Regions from separate parts of the Homo sapiens genome. Here region 1 is linked to region 2. A link is a contact called in ENCODE Hi-C or POLR2A ChIA-PET data. All regions are on one chromosome and are shown on one strand. The core of a region is the stretch at or near the end of the contact, and the rest is flanking DNA. Distances in the headings are between cores, read along the strand shown.

Region 1 (6,483 bases), core at 491-2,990, 36 kb after region 2:
CACAGGAGTGCTGCCTGTGCAACCTGCGAGGAGGTGCGCTGCAGATGACCACCGATAGGAGGTGGGTGGCACCGCGCGTTGGGGCTGGAGGGCCGGAGGGGAGCCTGCCCTGGGCTGAGGCTCTGCAGGGTGTGACCCCAGTGCCTAGGGGTTGACCATCACCTCCACATAACCGCCCTGTGTCATGGATGGGGTGGCCAGGGCTGAGGAGGAGCATACGCCTGCACCGACCTTCCTGAAGTTCCCCAGGCCCTGACCCAGCCGACAGCCACATCACGCCCAGCCCCTCTGTGACCAGCCCAGGTCCTCAGAGGCGCACCTGACCCCGCTGCACCTGCCCTCCCAGGTGGATCCACGTGATCTGTGCCATCGCAGTCCCCGAGGCGCGCTTCCTGAACGTGATTGAGCGCCACCCTGTGGACATCAGCGCCATCCCCGAGCAGCGGTGGAAGCTGGTAGGTCCTTGCGGTCGAGGCCCACCCTGCCCGTGCCTCTAGGGCTGCCGGCCATGCTCGGCTCCCCACCTGCGCGATCTGAAGCGGTCTTTCCTCCAAGCTCTGCGTCTCCATGGGGGTGGTGGGCAGCTTTCAGGAAGCCAGTGATCCCGACTTCAGCAGGTGTGTTATTTTTTGAATCCTTCCCCGAGGTGCAAGGTACAAAAATCAGAAGGCATCAAGGGTGGCAGAGATAAGCAGGCCCCGTCAGGTGTGGCCTTGGGGGCATCCTCTGCAGAATCGAGCACCCCATGCAGTTTCCACCTTCCCACAAAAGCAGAGGCACCGCACGTGCCCCGACACAACCGGGCTGTCTGATCTTTGCTGTTTTTCTAATAATTATAACAAGCCTGGGCAACACGATGAGACCCCATCTCTATAAAAAAAATAAAAAACACTAGCTGGGCGTGGTGGCACACACCTGTGGTCCCAGCTACTCGGGAGGCTGAGGTGGGAGGATCGCCTGAGCCCGGGATACCCAGGCTGCAGTGAGCTGTGATGGCACCATTACACTGCAGCCTAGACAACAGAGCCAGGCACTGTCTCAAAAAAAAACAAACAATTGTAACAATGCTTAGCGTGAGATCTGCCCTCTTAAGAAGCATCTGAGGTTCAGTACAGCATTCACCACGGGCCCAGTGGTGGGCAGCAGGGCTCTGCGGCCCGCTCACCCGTCCTGTATAACTGACACTTCACACGTGCTAAGCAGCAGCTCCCTCCGCCCACCCCAGCACCCAGCACTCTGCTTCTGTGTGTTTGCCTGTGTTATAGACCCCACGTGAGTGGGATTGTACAGTCTTTATTCTTCTGCGACCGGCTTCTTTCTTAAGAGACAGGGTCTCTCACTCTGTTACCCAGGCTGGAGTGCAGTGGTGTGATCACAGCTCTCTGCAGCCTCAAACTCCTGGGCTCAAGCGATCATCCCGCCTCAGCCTCCTGAGTAGCTGGGACCACAAGCACGTGCCAAAAAGTTAGGTTAACTCCCAATTTTTTTTTAAAAGATGGGGTCTCACTATGTTGCCCAGGCTGGTTTGGAACTCCTGGCCTTGAGATCTTCCTGCCTTGGCCTCCTGGGTAGCTGGGATTACAGGCGCGAGTGGTGTCTTTCATTTGGCATAGTTTCCTCAAGGTTCATCCACATTCATTCAACCCAAATATGGCAGGAGTTCCTTCTTTTCCTGGCTCAGTGATGTGCCACCATGTGGATGGACGACGTTGTGTTGATCCGGGCACCCGCCGATGTCTCTGCCTTCAGGCTGTTGTGGGTTGCGCCGCAGCGGATGTGGGAGTGTGGTTGTGGTTTGGAGATTCTGATGTCATTTCCTGTGGATACAGACCCAGCAGTGGGCTTGCTGGACCGTCGGGCAGCTCTGTTTTTAGCACTGGAGGAAACTGCTCTCCCTTGCGGCTGGACGGACTCCCATCCGCACCCCCCGGGTGCAGGGCTTTCCCCTTCCCCTCGTCCTCACTCACACCTACCTTTGACTTTTTTGTAGCAGCCGCCCTAGCAGGTGCGAGGTGGTCTCGCTATGGTTTGATTTGTGTTCTCCTGGCGGTCAGTGACGCTGGGCATCTTTGCACAGTCCTGTTGGCCATCTGCATGCCGTCTTTGGAGAAACGTCTGTTCTGCTCCTTCGCCCATTCCGTGCCTGGGTTGCTTGGCCTTTTGTGGTTGAGTTGGAGGATCTCTGCTGCTCCACTCTTGGTGCACATTGAGGCCCCCCGTAGATGCGCGCAGCCACCTTGGGCGTAGCGGGGCCTCATCGTGGGGGCTTGTGAAGCTTCCTCCTGCTCTCAGCAATGATGGCCCCCCTTTGGGGAACCCCTTGGAGCCACAGGGCAGTCAGGAGTGGTCAGTGCTGGCCACCAGCTGGCTGTGCACTTGGGACAGATTCCTCGACCTCTCTGTGCCTCGGCCGTCCCTTCTGTGCTGTGGGGTTGCCACAGTCCCCGCCATGCAGGGTTGCAGTGGTGTGAGCTGGGCCCACTCCCTAAAGCATGGACCACCCTGTCTGAGCACTAGCAGCTGCTCAGGGCTTGTCAAATCTGCAGCCTCGCTCCCCCAGGCCCCCAGTGTCACCTACTGCATTTGATCCACACAGTGAGAGCCTGTGGGGTCATCCTGCACTGTCTGTTCTGCAGGTGAGGAGCCTGGGGCCTGGAGGGGCTTGGCCGATCATGGCCTGGGCTGCAGCCCTGCAGGGCTGTCTGCTGCACACCCTGTAGCCCACCTGCGCACAAGGCACTTGGGGCTGTCCACGCCTGCTGGAAAATGACACTCAGCTGGCCCTTTAAATCAGCTTCCTGCAGAGCCTTGGGACCTGGCCCAGAAAGAAGATGAGGAGGCCAGGCCTGGTGGCTCATGCCTGTAATCCCAGCACTTTGGGAGGCCGAGGCGGGTCGATCTCCTGAGGTCAGGAGTTCGAGACCAGCCTGGCCAACATATGAAACCCCGTCTCTACTGAAAATGCAAAACTTAGCTCTGCATGGCGGGACGTGCCTGTGATCCCAGCTACTCGGGAGACTAAGGCGGGAGAATTGCTTGAACCTGGGCGGCGGAGGTTGCAGTGAGCTGAGATTGCGCCACTGCACTCCAGCCTGGGCGACAGAGTAAGACTCTGTCTCAAAAAAAAAAAGATGAGGAGAGCAAAATGCAGATGTTGCTGGGGCCGCGTCCCCACTAAGGGCTGTGCATGTGGCAGCGCTGATGGGGAGGACGCATTTGTCCCTGTGCACTCCGGCCTCTGCACACGTGTCTCGTGGGCCCCTGGAGGCTGGGCCCGCAGCCAGTAGCACCCAGCAGCGTCCTGCCTGCTTTTCCTGCCTGGTTTATCTTCCCAGCCGCGGACACAGTGCCTGGTGTTGACATTCAGGCTTGCGTGGAGGTGGGGCTGGAAGCAGACAGATCAGTCTGGCAGGGTGGGTCTGCTGGGGAGACCACAAGGGTGGGACTGATGCCGGCCACAAAGCCCGGGCTCCCATGCACTGGTGCGAGGTGCCCACGAGCCCGGCGGGCTTGGATGCCATGCTTGGAGCCCACAGGTGCTGGGCCACCTGGGCAGGGCTGTGCAGGCAGTCACAGAGGCTCATCTGGAAGGGGAGCCCTCTTTCCTTGTTCGTGGAGTGGAGTGTGCAGTGGGTCACGCCGGCCTGGCCGGGCACGGCCAGGCGATTAGGAAGCCGGCAGCCCGCGGGTGATGCTTCCGAGGCACCAGTGACTCAGTCCACAAACGTGGGCGTAAAAGGCCTCATGATTCAGGTGGAGTGATGGTGCGATGCGTGGTGCAGTGATAAGTCCTCCTGCCCGACGCCTTATGGATCATCTGACATTTCCAGAACGCAGCCTCTTCATTACCGGTGCTTGTAACGATGAATTAAAAATCCTTTTACACGAGGCCCGCTTGTACTGCTTAATGGGGCTTTGCAAGGAGGCGGCGGTTAATTCCTGCTCGCCCAACCGCCCAGCCACCTTCGCGGGCCACGGGCAGGCTGCAGGCATGGGGCACTCACTCCTGGTTACCCATCCGTCAGTTTGTCTCCAGGACTTCTCCAGCCACCGGCTCAGGGCTCCAGGCAGTCCTGGTGAGTCAGGGGGCTCCGGCTGGCCGCCCGCCTGGGCCAAGTTATCACCACGTTCTCAAGGCCGTGCTGCTGAGAAGCTTCTCACCTACCGGCTGGGCAGGTTCCTGGCAGCAGGCAAAAGCACCGGGAGCTCCCTGGAGGATCTGGGAGGTCTGGGAGGGGCTTGGGATGGGGGGAGGCGCCTCCAGGGCAGCAGGAGGGGTGGGCAGTTGCACCAGCTCTCTCCACTGCCCACAGTCCTGCCTGGAGGGGTAGGGCTCGGTCAGGAGGGAGGGGCTCTCTGCTCCTCAGGGGTTGGGGTTGTTTGCGAAAGCAGGTTGGTGGACAGCCACTGCGCCTCAGTGTGTGACAGGCTGAGGACACAGCTTCATGGGTGGTACCTAGCGGTGACCACCTGCTTCCTCCAGGCCGTGGTGCTCTGCAGACCTCTGAAGCCCACCCGCGTCGTCCTCACAGCCCTGTGGCCTCCGAGGAAGGACACCGAGCCGGGAACTTCGAACCAAACACCAGTGCCTGGGCCCTTCCAGGCCCCCCACGGGCCGTAGACCCTGACTCCCCGGCACACACTGGCCTGGGCCAGGCCAGCACTGGATGTGGGTCTTCAAACTGCGGCTCCCAGGAAGGGAGGTGACGGCCAAGAACGCCTGCCCGACCTCCTGTGGCCACAGCGCGTGGCGTGACTGGACCTCGCCTTAGTAGGGGTGGCTCTGGGCAACCTCGGCCCCAGGCACAGCTCCTGACAAATGGTCCCATGGGTCCGGGGGCACGCTTTTCACAACGTGGAGATGCAGGGTCATGGGCTGCCTGCTACCACGAGGCGGAAGGGGATGGTGCTGGGCACCAGCCTGCCCCGGGGCTGGGTTTCTCCTGGGCCTGGGCCGAGGGGTGGAGGCCTGTGGGTGACGTGTTCAAGACGGCTCAGCAACCCCACCTGACAGTGTCCAGGTGGGGCCTCTCCCCCACCCCCAGGCTCCCCAGGGAGCACAGCCTCCACTCCTACACACTGGCTACTCTGCCGGAGGGGGAGGCCGTGCTGGAGTGATGCCTGGCGCGTGTTGTGTGATGGGAGAATTGGGTATTTACAGTTTAATAACGAGATCTCGATGCCGTCGATCGGCCCTGCTCCAGGCCCTTGGCTTATCTGGCTTTTGAACGTGGTTTATAGAGTGGTGACGGTGCCGCTTATTAAATGCTTAGCTGGGCCTGGCGTGGGTGTGGCGGCCGCCAGGGCCCCGGTGCTGGCTCGGGCAGGTGTTGCAGCGGGAGCCTCAAGGGATGAAAGGTGGCTCTCCGGTGCTCCCTCCTCACCAAGGAGGCTTCTCTCAGGGCTTCTTATTAAAAGCCGATGTAAAGGACCTGCGCGATGGCTCACGCCTGTAATCCCAGCACTTTAGGAGGTCAAGGCGGGAGGATCCCTTGAGCTCAGGAGTTTGAGAGCAGCCTGGACAATATAGCAAGACTCCACCTCTACAAAAGTCAAAAATTAGCCAGGCATGATGGTTGCACCTGTGGTCCCAGCTACTCAGGAGGCTGAGGTGGGAGGATTGCTTGAGCCCAGGAGTTGGAGACCGCAGTGAGCTATGATCGCGCCGTGTGCTCCAGCCTGGGTGACAGAGCACCCAGGCTCAAAAAAAAAAAGAAAAAATCCTTCACTCTAACCATTCTAAAGTGTGCCACTCTATGTTTTTTAGTACATTCTGAGTTGTGCCAACTATCACACCGTCTAATTCCAGAACAGTTCATCACCCCATGAAGAATGGGCCCCATTACCAGTCGCTCCCATCCCCTACCCTGTGCCCACGAGCCCACTTCCTGTGTCTGGGGGTGGCCTGCCCTGGGGGTTGCAGAACACGGGGTCACATGGTCTGCACTCACCTCTGTGTCCCCAGGGCACATCTCTGTCGCCACGTGGTTCCTCTGGCTGAGCGACACCACGTGGGGCTCTTCAGTGTCTGTCCCAGCAGTCAGTGACACGCAGGGGGACGGGAGAGGACTCCCCGGGGGCTGATCTGTCCCAGCAGCCAGTGACATGCAGGGGGGATGGGAGAGGACTCCCCAGAGGCTGAGCAGCAGGAGGCTGGGTCAGTGGGTCTGGAGGGCTTGGCCAGGGAGGCTGCGGGCTCTGGGCTGTGGAGGGGAACCCTCACTGGGCAGAGCGCAGGGCCACTCCCGCGATGCCTCCCTTGAAGGCTGTGCCGGGAGGGGCCGGGGACTCCGTTCCAGGGTCCCTAGGGAAGCTCGAGCCCCATGCCCCTGCCTGTGTCCCCATCCCCAGAAATGCGTGTACTGCCGGAAGCGGATGAAGAAGGTGTCAGGTGCCTGTATCCAGTGCTCCTACGAGCACTGCTCCACGTCCTTCCACGTGACCTGCGCCCACGCCGCAGGCGTGCTCATGGAGCCGGACGAC
Region 2 (6,703 bases), core at 3,264-5,763:
GAGGGCATGAGGGTGATGCCCTCATTGATGGGATCAGTGCCCTTATGAAAGAGCCCCCAGAGAGCTCCCTCGCCCCCTCCATCATGGGAGGACTCAGTGAGAAGATGCCAAGAATCAGGAAGTCACCCTCACCAGACACCAGACCTGCCAGTGCCCTGATCTTGGACTTCCCAGCCTCCAGAACCATAAGAAATAAGCAATTTGCTTATGAGCCCCCAGCTTATGGTATTTTGTTTCAATAATGGACTAAGACAAAAGGTTCATTCCAGTCACTTCCTCACATGCCATTTCCCTCATCCCTGCCTCCAAGGAATGTGCAGGGTGGATTTCTGAGCCTTTAGTTGCTGCTTTCTTTCCTTTTGGCAGAGATACTTTCAGGGGAACCTGGTCACATAGAACAACCTCCGGTTCCAGTAGTGCTGGGCACACACTGGGTAGCAGTGGGCAGTGGAGAGGATTGCAGGGCACCAGAAGGCCCATTTGTTTCCTTTCTCTTTAAACATGATGAGCAGGTCTGTGCAAATACCCCAAAGTCCAAGGATGCTGAGAGGCCAAAGAAAGAAGCTGGCATTCAGTTTCTCAGAGAGAAACATTTAATAAGGATTTACAACGAGAAGCCATGTCTGTGTCTTGGGTGGCGGTAGTGAGACAAGACGGTGGATCCCTGCACCATCACCCCCAGACCCAGGGCTTATATACCATAGGGAAGGGTTGTTTTGGGATGTGCAAGACAATTGAAATATGGAAACCTCAAGGGCCATTTGACCAAAGGGCAAGATTTACAGTAAGTACCTGCTCTTATACAAGGAGCAGTAGATGAACTGGAAATCTCAGAGGCCTTCCCAGAATGGGGGTTAATCAAAAGCCAACATGGCAGGTTAGCATCCAAGATGGAGTTGCTTTGGCCTCCACACCTGCTGTGACCTCATTTCTGAGAGACATATGCTCCAGGGGCTTCTTGAGAAAGGAACACAGGCAGTAAAGTTTTGAGACTTTTCTCATTTGAAAACAGGGCCTGAGGGTGGCACCCTCATGGAGGAGATCAGAGCCCTTATAAAAGAGCCCCCAGAGAGCTCCCTCACCCCTTCTACCAGAGGAGGACACAGTGAGAAGGCACCATCTAAGAACCAGGAAGTGACCCTCACCAGACACCAAATCTGCCAGTGCTTTGATCTTGGACTTTCCAGCCTCCAGAACCTTGAGAAATAAGGAAAGGGCAGAATTTGAAAATGAAACCAAAAACTCCACAGGATGGTTAGGCAACAAAGTAGAAGAACTTGTGCAGGAGAAGCTGCTGTCTGGGTGGCGGATAGTTTGGCTGGGTATCGAAGTCCCTTCGAAGGCTGCACCCATCCGTGGTTCTCATTCAGTGCTGCTGGCACAAAGATGCTCCTCTGATTCCTCATCCTTGGTGTGGGACCTGTTTTTCTCCCTTCTGGAGGCTTATTGAACCCTTTTTGTGTCCCAAGTGTCCTGAAGTCCCCTCATTGGGTACCTGATACGTGTCTGATTTTTGTCACTTGCCCCTCCTTGGGCCTTTCCATCCATCTTTTCCAACCTTTCCCATGATTCTGGTAAACTTTCTTGAATGGTTTCATTGATTATTTGCTCTCCTGTCTTTCTTGTTTCTATTTCAAACTCCCATCACTCGCTATTGGGCTTTCAGAACTAGTGTTCCACTTTATCTTCCCCACCTCCGTTTTCTACGTTGTCTTTTTTGTTTTTGTTGTTGTTGTTGTTGTTGTTGTCTTCAAGACAGGATCTCACTCTGAAATGAGACAGAGTCTCAGCCTAGAGTGCAGTGGTGCAGTCATAGCTCACTGCAGCCTCAAACTCCTAGGCTCAAGTGATCCTCCTGCCTCAGCCTCCTGTGTAGCTCGGACTACAGGTGTGTGCCACCACACTGGCTAATTTTTTGTAGAGATGGGGTCTCGCCATGTTGCCCAGGCTAGTCTTGAACTGACCTCAAGTGATCCTCTCGCCTCGGCCTCTCAAAGTGCTGGGATTAAGGCGTGAGCCACCACACTTGGCCTCTTTGTCTTTTTTATTAATTTGTTTTCTGGAAGAGTTCCTCAGCTTCCTCACTTAACCTGTCTATTGATGTGTTTTTATTGGTGTTTTTCATTTCTGCCCTTTTTTGTCTTCTGAATATTCCTTTTGTTATAAGCCCCGTTCTTCTTTCATGATGTAGTATCTTTTATTTCTGAGGATATTGATTGACGATAGGTTTAAATTCTTTTTGAAAATGTCTTCTCTGGCTGGACACGGTGGCTCACACCTGTGATTCCAGCACTTTGGGAGGCTGAGGCGGGCGGATCACCTGAGGTCAGGAGTTCAAGACCAGCCTGGCCAACATGGTGAAACCCTGTCACTACTAAAAATACAAAAAATTAGCTGGGCATGGCGGTGGGTGCCTGTAATCCCAGCTACTGGGGAGGCTGAGGTAGGAGAATCACTTGAACCCAGGAGGCAGAAGTTGCAGTGAACCGAGGTTGTGCCATTGCGCTCCAACCTGGGCAACAAGAGCAAGACTCCGTCTCAAAAAAAAAAAAAAAAAAATCTTCTCTGTCCTCTGTTTCTTACCAGGTTTTTGTTTTTTTTTTGATAGTTTATTTTGATCTCTGGGGATCATAGTGCAGGCCCATCTCTCTGATGCTTGGGGGTAACGATCTAGTGTAATGATTACAAGTGAGGGACTAGGTGCAGTGGCTCATGCCTGTAGTGCAGCACTTTGGGAGGCTGAGGCAGGAGGATTGCTTGAGCCCAGGACTTCGGGGTCGGCAGTGAGCTGCTGTGATCACGCCACCACATTCCAGCTCCAGCCTGAGCAATAGAGTAAGACTGTCTGAAAAAAAAAAACAAAACCCCAAAACCCAAAAAACCCAAGTGGGCAATGGATGCTGGTGATGGGTTGGGATGCAAGGGGATAGCGGGGAGGGCCTCACTCGGTGCTTTACCCGGGGAGGTCTGGGTGGGCTGTGGATGCAGGGGAAGGGCGGGGAGGGCCTCACTTGTTGCTTTTCCTGGGGAGATCCGGGTGGGCTGTGGATGCAGGGGAAGGGCGGGGAGGGCCTCACTCGGTGCTTTTCCCGGGGATACCTGGGTGGGCTGTTATGGGGGAGCCCACATCAGGCCCTTTGGGTCTCTCCCCTTGGGCCAGCCGGATTGCACAGGGAGTAGCCCTCCAGCCTCCTGCCTGGGCTCCTAAGGGTGTCACCCACATCCTCCACTGTGCCCAGTGTCCCCAGCCCAGACACCCACCTTCTCTGGCCTCCCCAGTAAATGATCCTAGGGAGTCCAGCGAGGAGGGGCAGGCGGCCGCCAGGGTGCCAGGAGGGGTCGGGTGCTGCGGCAGTCCTCGCGCAGACCTCCGTTTTGAGCACCCCCACCCTTGTTTCCAGGGGACCCTGGGCCATGAGGCGTGGGGTGCGTGCCCGCCACCACCATCCGTGTCTCTGCTGGGAATGGCTCCCTGGTGGCCGTCCGTCTGCTCGCCACGTCCCACCCCCAGCCTGCTGTCGTCTCCTTTTCCATCCTCCCTGTCCTTGCAGGTGTGTCCTCCCTAAAGGCACTTTCTCGTGGCTTCAGGAGAGAGATGGGTGGCGTGGGCTTGCCAGCCTACCAAGGCATCACTTAGAGCCAGGAGCCATGAGCGTGGCCTCCTTCCTGCAGTTGCCTCTGGCTGCCCAGGAGGGATGTGGTGTTGCCTGGCAGGGAGTGGAGACAGTGAGGCCTTCTAGGGGTCCTCCCTTGAAGGGTCAGCAGACCAATGTGGAAGTCACCAAGGATGAAGGCCAGAGCCTGGGGGAGGGTGGAGCTGGACACCCCTGGGAAGTCTGGGAGAGGGGCTGAGCCTCCACAGGCCAGGGGAGCAGGGGAGGAATGGGGCCGGGGCCGGGGTGGCATCTGGGGCCACTCCCGGTCTCTTGCTGTTGGCGTTGGGAGGGATCTCGCACCACAGCAGGGAATCGAGGCCCCGGCTCCCCTCAGGCTCTCCCTTCACCGGCAATGGGCGGCGGGCGACGGGTGACGGGTGACGGGTGATGGGTGCAGCACCCGCCCCGCCCATAGGAGAGCCCTGGTCCACTGTGGCCTGTGGATGCCGCCCCTGACGTCAGCATCTCTCTCTGGCCTCCCTGGGAGCAGTCTCAGAGCAGTGAAGAGCTCTTCACGTCCGGTGCTGTGGCGATACTAAGTAATAAGATCTCCAGGTTTTATTGGGCATTAATATTTATTCCCATGAAAAGGTTAAATTTATTTCACTTTAAAGCCCTGGAGAGTGCAAGGTGGAGCCATAGTCGCCTCTCCTGGCAACGGCCCTGCCCACCACGTACCCACCTCTCCCACACAGGCCAGTCCTGGTGATGGCCTGCAGGACAGGGCAGATGTGTGGGGCAGTTGGGGGCACCCCCTTTTGGAAGGCACTGCTGCCAGTGGGGCCGGTGAGTGTGCAGAGCCCAGGGCCAATGTGTGCCTCCTGCAGGCACCGGGCAGCCCTGGCCACTCCTCAGCTCTCTGACCCCTTCCCCCGCTCTCTGCAGCAGGCACCACACGAGCCAATTTCGCTTGGCACGACGTCCTGAAGCAGGCCCTGGGCTCTGCGGCTGCTGGCTCTGAGCCCATCGACATTCTGATTTGTATTTTTTCATGCTTTGGAAAAAAGAAATCTATTTATCTCTGCGTCGGGTCCCGCTCTGCATAACCGGAGGCAAACCAGCAGCCCCGCCCGCTTTCTCATTTTCCTGGGAAGGTAGCAGCGGGTCCTCTGAGGCCTGCGTCAAGAATATCGGGCTGTCGGACGCGTCAGTCTTCAGGGGCAGGTGACGGCCGCACTGCTTCCAGCTCTTTGGCTTGGTGTTTGGGCACCAGCTGACGGGCCAGCCAGCAGCAGCGGTGCTGAGGTTAGTCCAGGTCCCCTGAACTCGACGGCCATCAATCCCGGGCCTGTCATTTGCAAGCAGCTGCAGCAGCTGGTCGAGCCTCCTGCTAGACCCTCTCTCCACCCCAGGTTTTTCTTAAGGGTCTGTGACGGTATCTGTCAGTGGAGACTCATGTTAGCCATGTCAGGAGGGCCTGTGTTGGAGAAGGATGGAGGGAACAGCCCCGAGCCCAGGGGGCCTGGCTTTTGCTCTGTGAGGCTCGCTCCACACCCTGTTCACTTCCTGATCCCCTTCCCCACCCTGCCTTGGTCCTTAAGGAGGTGAAGATGGGGCACGGGGGTGCACGGCCACCTCCTGTAGAACCAGGGCAGGCCAGCCACCTTCTGAGTAGCTTCCGAGCTCCTGAGGCTTGGCCACCCGCACATCATGGGGTGGGTGAGGAGCAGAAGGAGGGGCCCTCCCCACGGCTGCCTGCAGTCTGGCCCTCCCCTTTTTATCTGGGAAAAAGTGTCCTGTGGCTGCTGGGTGGGTGGCAGGGAGGCTGGCCGAATCCCTGGCCAATGAGTCCCGCTGGCAGGACCCCGAGAAGCAGAGGAGCTCGCTCCAGCTGGTGCCCCTCCACCCCGGCAGCAGCAGGACGAGCAGGCGTGCCAGCACAGCTCCTGGGCACCTGCCCCTTTCTGCTCCCGGGTCCCCTGGCTTCTCATATGTGCTTATTTTGTCTCCCAGTTACACTGTGAGCTGCTTCAGGGCAGGGCCCAGCGTTGCACGGTAAAACTACATTAATTCAGACTCATTAATTCAGAGCCTATAATAGTTCAGACATGGGAGACGTGACTCTTTTTGAGCTAAAAGTTGGAAACCGTTTTGCTCTGGGTTTTTATGGCCACAATTGCAGAACCTAATCTAAGATCAGTACCTTTTTTTTTTTTTTCCAGCAACTAAAATCTTGGGAAATTAAAGGTCCTTAAAACATGCTTTCAATTGTGAGCCAGACAGTTCTGAACCCGGCAAAGAGCAGGCACAGGGATGCTCTGTCTTGGAAGGGGGTTTTGTCTGGGAACGCCACTTCCAGGATTCAGACCTCATGTGTGTCCCTCGGGAGCTTCCAAAATAGGACTGCTTTTAGGTGGAGCGTATTGGAACTGATGTCAGTGAGAAAATGGACACCCTCACACCCCCCAAAAATTAGAAACAGAAGACCTCACTCCTCAGGCCGTGCCTCTTCTCTTCCCCAGACCCTGGGCAGGTCTCAGCAAACCCGGGAGAACCAGAGCCTGACTCCAGGTCCCAAAGTTGTCATTTCAGGGACCTGAATTGCTGTTTTCTCCCATGTATGAGTGTCTGGGCTCATTAAGATAACTGGGGCCATCCCAGCCGGAATGTGCAAAGTCCATGGGCTCCGGGAGTTTGGAGCTGGGTCAGGTGGTGAGGCCGGGAGAGTCGCACCCCCTGGGCTCCGTCCGGGCAGCAGGATCCAGGTCCCCATGAGGCTGAGGTGCAAATGGCCCCGCTCCCTGAGCTGCCCCTGAGTTCTGGGGGCAGCGTGCCCACAGTACATGGCTGGCTTGGGCTGATGGTGCAGAGGGCACAGGACCCAGAGCGGGGCAGAGCAGGAGGCCAGGACTCTCCATGCCTGGAGCCGGACTGCTTCCCGGCAGGGGCAGTCAGAGGCCCGGAAGCCGGTAGTGGGGCGCGCGCAGCTGCCACGCTCAGTACAAACTGGGACTGCTGCCCATGTCTGCAACAGACACACCTGCGATTGCTCCCAGAGTGTGCTGAAGCTGGTCTGTGGGACGTGGTGTTCACCCCGATGCTGTTAC

Evidence for each region. Hi-C counts contacts between places; a loop is a spot of excess contacts on that map. ChIA-PET counts read pairs that join two places held with the same protein, here RNA polymerase II (POLR2A). Pooled maps may share reads with other maps.
Region 1: a pooled map of heart left ventricle shows a loop between it and region 2 (5-fold over the local background). The contact joins two enhancer-like sites. A Hi-C loop is called at or near these places in 4 of 168 maps with a recorded cell type or tissue (Right ventricle myocardium inferior, breast epithelium, chondrocyte and 1 more) and 1 of 50 pooled maps. POLR2A ChIA-PET finds 5 or more read pairs at or near these places in 5 of 52 experiments (AG04449, CD8-positive, alpha-beta T cell, H1 and 2 more).

What each region holds. Positions count from the first base shown.
Region 1 is chr19:5,137,616-5,144,098 of GRCh38, forward strand. It overlaps KDM4B (lysine demethylase 4B), which reads left to right. Exons shown (of 23, transcript NM_015015.3): 17 at 6-61; 18 at 347-455; 19 at 6,352-6,483. Among named protein-coding and RNA genes, the nearest start is that of PTPRS-AS1, 37 kb to the right of the region's middle. RefSeq lists enhancers at 1-128, 129-628, 1,651-1,750. Within about 2 kb of position 1,741, at least 5 of the 41 ENCODE cell types and tissues checked have a DNase peak (open chromatin) inside an H3K27ac peak, as active enhancers do; they include dorsolateral prefrontal cortex, where a contact is called at or near this core.
Region 2 is chr19:5,098,683-5,105,385 of GRCh38, forward strand. The region is part of intron 9 of KDM4B (lysine demethylase 4B); the gene reads left to right. Among named protein-coding and RNA genes, the nearest start is that of PTPRS-AS1, 76 kb to the right of the region's middle. RefSeq lists a silencer at 4,496-4,790. Within about 2 kb of position 4,514, at least 15 of the 41 ENCODE cell types and tissues checked have a DNase peak (open chromatin) inside an H3K27ac peak, as active enhancers do; they include dorsolateral prefrontal cortex, where a contact is called at or near this core.